Regions from separate parts of the Homo sapiens genome. Here region 2 is linked to region 1. A link is an interaction called in ENCODE POLR2A ChIA-PET data of the cell type or tissue named here. Cell type or tissue: Panc1. All regions are shown on one strand.

Region 1 (2,500 bases):
TGTAGGCCAGGAATGTCACTCTGGGAGAAGCAGGCCACTGACCCTGCTCCTTTAGCTCTGGCTCAGTGGTGCAGGGGCCTGCCCAGAGGGAGAGTCAGAACAGAAGGCTTCACAGCTCTCCCTAAGGGGACTGACTTTGATCTGAAACAGAGCGTGGAGGATGTTCATGTCTAAGGGCACTGTCAAAAACAACAAGGGTCTTAGCAGTGAGCAATTAAGAGGAGGCCAATGGTCCTAATAGCAACAAACAAAATGTTAAACCAGCTACAGGTTGAGTGTCCCTTATCTGAAATGCTCGGAACCAGAAGCGTTTGGAACCAGAAGTGTTTCGGATTTCAGATTTTCAGATTAAGGATGCTCAACCTGTAGAAGTTAAACAGACAGAACCAGGGACAAAGACAGCTAAGAGCCCTCCTGAAGGTCTCAATACACCTCAGATACTGGCAACACCCTGCCCCTGTGAAAGGTCTAGAATTTAATTAGGTCATATTGTAGAGCAAGCTATATACCCCAGGACACTGTCAAAAACAATACAGCAATCAATCGCACTAGCTGTTAGTAGCAGCTAGCAGTTAGTGAAGGCTAACAGTTGGGTGTGATAGCAATACAGGCAGAATGACCAGAAGCTTAATGGAAAGATCTGGGAAAGAGATAGTCAAAGAGCCTGGCTAATGCCACTACCCCAGGGCATTAGGGGCAGGGGTGCAGTCAGGGTGACTGCATATGACCAAGGCTGTGACCTCTGGGGAGCAATATCAGTGGCTGCACACTGCAGGGGACATAAGCTTCATTGAAACAGCAGGACCAGGGCACTAAAATCAACAAGCAAACAGTAGCAGCAAGGCCCAGGGGATCATTATCCAGTTTCTTCAATGTATTATCTAAAGTTTCCAGTTTTCAAGGAAACTTTCTGAGCCATGAAAAGAAACAGGAAAGTGTGACCCATACGCAGGAAATGAAGCAGGTGACAGAAACTACCACTGAGGAGGCCCAGATGTCTGACTCAGCAGACAAAGATTTCAAAGCAGCTATAAGTAATGTGTTTAAAGAACAAAAGGAAATCATGTCTAAAGAACTAAAGGAGAGTACAGGAATGACGTGTCACCAAATGGAGAATCTCAGTAAAGAGATAGAAATTATAAAAAGAACTGAATAGAGGCTGAGTGCAATGGCTCACACCTGTAGTCCCAGCACTTTGGGAGGCCGAGGGGGGCAGATCACCTGAGGTCAGGAGTTCTGGACCAGCCTGGCCAACATGGTGAAACCCTGTCTCTATTAAAAATACAAAAATTAGCCAGGCATGGTGGTACAACCTGTGATTCCCAGCTACTCGGAGGCTGAGACAGGAGAATCTCTTGAACCCGGGAGGTGGAGGTTGCAGTGAGCTGAGATCGCGCCACTGCGCTCCAGGCTGGGTAACAGAGACTCTGTCTCGAAAAAAAAAAAAAAAAAAGAAGAACTAAATAGAAATTCTGGAGTTGAATGGTACAAAAACTTAAAAGATAAACTAATTAGCTGGCTCAGTGGTAGATTTGAGCTGGCAGCAGATGCAATCAGTGAACTTGAACATAGACAGTTTTAAGAGGTGGGGCCTTAAGGAGATCCTTAGGCCATGAGGTCATCCTGGATGGGATTGGGGGCCTTATAAAAGCGCCAGAGGGAGCTAGCGAGGTCCCTTTTTGCCCTTTCGTCCCTGCTGACGTGAGGACAAATAGCCATTAAGCACACGAAAAGCAACGGAATAGATTTGTGTGTGTGTGTGACAAGGAGCTTTTTGAAGTCAGTCATTTTTCTTGATTTCATCGCCCATTTTTTATTACTTTAGTTCCATATTCCATTAATTTTTATCTGAATTTTCTTTCCTTTAACAAATATATTTGAAAATAATAAAAGAAGGTACTTTTTACACATATATTCCAATCAGAGTCTGTCATTTCTCCCTTATTTTATCAAAACATTCTGGAACCACTTTCAAAATGGCAGTTAAAACAGTATATTATCTTTATTTTCAGACAAAATGATCTTCTGTATAGAAAATCCCAAAGAATCCCCTACAAAACTTAAAGCTAACAAACAAATTAACTGAGGTTTCAGGAAACAAGACCAATATACAAAAAAATCAACTGCATTTCTATAAACTAGTAATAAATGATTTAAAAATGAAATTAAGAAAATAACTCCATTTACAATAGCACCAAAAAGAAAAAAAGAACCTTAGTAATAAATTGAACAAAAGGAATGCAAAACGTGTCCACTAAAAATTACAATACATCATTGAAAGAAGTTCAAGTTCTAAGTAAATGGAAAGACATCTCAATGTTCATTGATCAGTGTTAAAATGGAAATACTTTCACACTGATCTACAGGTTCAACATAATTCCTATCAAAATGCAGACTAGAATTTTGCAAAGTTGAGAAGCTGCTCCTAAAATTCATATGGAAAGTCACAGGATGTAGAATAGCCAAAATAATATTGAAAAAAGAGCAAAGTGGGAAGACA
Region 2 (2,500 bases), 470 kb after region 1:
ACCCAAAAATACAGAAGTTCAAAACTTCCATTTGAAAACCATCTGTGAAGGCTGGGCAATGGCTCCAGCCTATAATCCCAGCACTTTCAGAGGCCGAGGTGGGCAGATCTCATGAGGTCAGGAGTTGGAGACCAGCCTGGCCAACATCGTGAAACCCCGTGTCTACTAAACATACAAAAAAAATTAGCCTGGAGTGGTGGTGGGCGCCTGTAACCCCAACTACTTGGGAGGCTGAGGCAGAAGCCCACAAGGTGGAGGTTGCAGGTGAGCTGAGATCACGCCACTGCAATCCAGCCTGAGACAACAGAATATAACTCTGCCTCAAAAAAAAAAACAAACCTATGAGCTTATGAGCTAGAAGAAACCCACATATTCATCACACCTCCCTTGCCTCCGGCACCTTCCCAGCCAAGCATGAAGGCCTCAAAGACATGCAGGCATGCAGTGAGGGCACTGGCGCCTCCCCCTTTGTTTTGTGCAAGTGCTTAATGAGTTACAGGCAGTTCAGATCAGGTCCTGTGCAGCCAAATGACATACAGCCCTTCCACCAGGGCCCCAAAGACGAGTTTACCTTCAGTTGCACTGGAGGGAAGACTGAAGACATCTACGCAACAGCCTCAACTGCCAAGCCAGAGATGTGGCCCTAGGCCCCAGGTGGGCACAGAGCACCAAGACTCAGTCCACATGACACTGAAGCACAGACAAGACAGAGTGCAGTTTTTAAAAGGAGGATTTATTTGACAAGTTTCACTTAGCGCAATATACCTAAAAGGAAATCACAATACAATGAAAGATTTAAATCAAGGCCTCAGAATTTCATACAAACACCAAGACCAAAATCCTAAGTATTGGTATTGCGTCTCAAATTTTTCCCATTAACTTAAAAAAAAAAAAAGCTTAAACTTACGTGCCTTACAGGTTATTAAATGAAACTAGAATTAACAAACATGCCAAAATGTTTCACTTTTAATAGTAGACACAGCTCCTATATTGTTTTACAAAAAAATAAAAGCATGTCTTTCAACATGCATCCAAAACAGTGTTCAATTTAACGTGGCAAAGGGCAACATTTAACATAATTCAACTGCTTTTACCTAAATACGCTTACTGCTTAAGTACATCCTATAACTAACTTGAGAAAAGCTGGAACTTAAGTTTAACAGTTATAGTTTACTCAGCTTCACTGTTACATCCTAGATGAGTATTGTATTCAAAAATACTGGGCCTTAAGTCTTCATAACAATCCTGATTTCCACTTAGAGTAAGCATAAATCACAAGCTTGTATTGCAGAAACTGTTAAACTGAAGTTTTCTTAAAGAAAAAAAAAAAAAAAAAAAAAAGGTTGACCAAGAGTCAGTGATCAGGATCGATCAATTACATTCCCCATCCACCACTCATACTGGACATGCTAGACAACCCTCCCATTCCGTTCACGCCCATAGATGCACGGCTTCCACTACTGTAGTAGCTGCTGTTCACTGCTCCTTGGTTACCTGCAAAGAGATCAATTTGACAAGTTAGGAGTAATATCAGACTACCAGTCAAATAAAATATAGTATTCCAAGAAAAAGTTTAAAAAGTATACGAGTACAAATGGCTGCTGTCCAAGTGGCGAGACGCATGTTTGGGAAAGGGGAATCCCGACTCCAAACAAGCCTCAATTAACCCCTTTTCTCTGCAGTACCAACTTGCCAGACTCTTGTGCTACCATTTTAACGGATTCTTCAGGATCAACATGAAAAATTAAGTTTAAAGGAAAACTAGTGTTTTTCAAAAATTGCAAAATTACTTCGTATTTTTAAAGCTAAACAAGGCATTTTTAAAAAAAATTTAACATAAACATTCACAATGTGTCCCTCGAATGGCATTTGAGAAAAGGGAGCACAGGGGAAGTCTCTTGCTTTTCCTATTCATGGTGGGCAGGAAGTGAGACAACCAAGCTGGACTAAAGGCAACTCACTGTGCCCAAATGGCAGCCTCCATGGAGTTAAGTCAGAGCCATTGACTGCTATAGAAAGCATTATTACAACATATCAGTATTTGCTATTGGGAATTTATATTTTTTGAGAAAATATTTACCTATGCAATGTTTGATTGAAAATCACTGGAGTTTTCCTGTAAAACTTGGTCTGCAAAAGGATTTTGTAGGGTAAGACTATAATACCAAAATCACCATTCTTTAGACCAATTGAAAAAAAATAAATAAAACCAATCCTAGGTTAACTGACTAATAAATACGATCCTGAACCCAACCACCATTCTACTATTTCAAATTCTCCCTCTGTCTAAAACTGACTTAATGCTAACCAAAAGACAAAAAAGTGAACAACTTTATTTAATGTTTTAATACATGGAGGCAGATATTTTCTGGCTCGACAGTATTCCAAAGCTGCAATGACTAGTTCTTAATTCAAAGAACACTTCCCCCTCCCAATGATTGTTTCTGAAAATTAGCTAGTAAAAACAGTTACATTTGGATTGAAAGCATACATTTCATAA

The links. ChIA-PET counts read pairs that join two places held together with the same protein. Peaks named below come from ENCODE experiments on the same cell type or tissue, not always from the same donor. Only the 100,000 strongest peaks of a DNase experiment are listed, where the experiment ranks them.
Region 2: POLR2A ChIA-PET joins it to region 1 with 7 read pairs; 1 of 35 experiments calls an interaction of 5 or more read pairs at or near these places.

The regions. Positions count from the first base shown.
Region 1 is chr5:179,141,995-179,144,494 of GRCh38, forward strand. The region is part of intron 10 of ADAMTS2 (ADAM metallopeptidase with thrombospondin type 1 motif 2); the gene reads right to left. Among named protein-coding and RNA genes, the nearest start is that of ZNF354C, 83 kb to the left of the region's middle. In Panc1, no CTCF peak of the experiment used is centred here; a DNase peak (open chromatin) is centred at 1,002.
Region 2 is chr5:179,613,466-179,615,965 of GRCh38, forward strand. It overlaps HNRNPH1 (heterogeneous nuclear ribonucleoprotein H1), which reads right to left. Exons shown (of 14, transcript NM_001257293.2): 13 at 2,081-2,130; 14 at 713-1,494. The coding sequence ends at 2,081. The region is part of intron 4 of LOC128966623 (a long non-coding RNA gene); the gene reads left to right. Among named protein-coding and RNA genes, the nearest start is that of HNRNPH1, 9.0 kb to the right of the region's middle. RefSeq lists an enhancer at 363-422. In Panc1, no CTCF peak of the experiment used is centred here; no DNase peak of the experiment used is centred here; H3K27ac peaks cover 616 bases.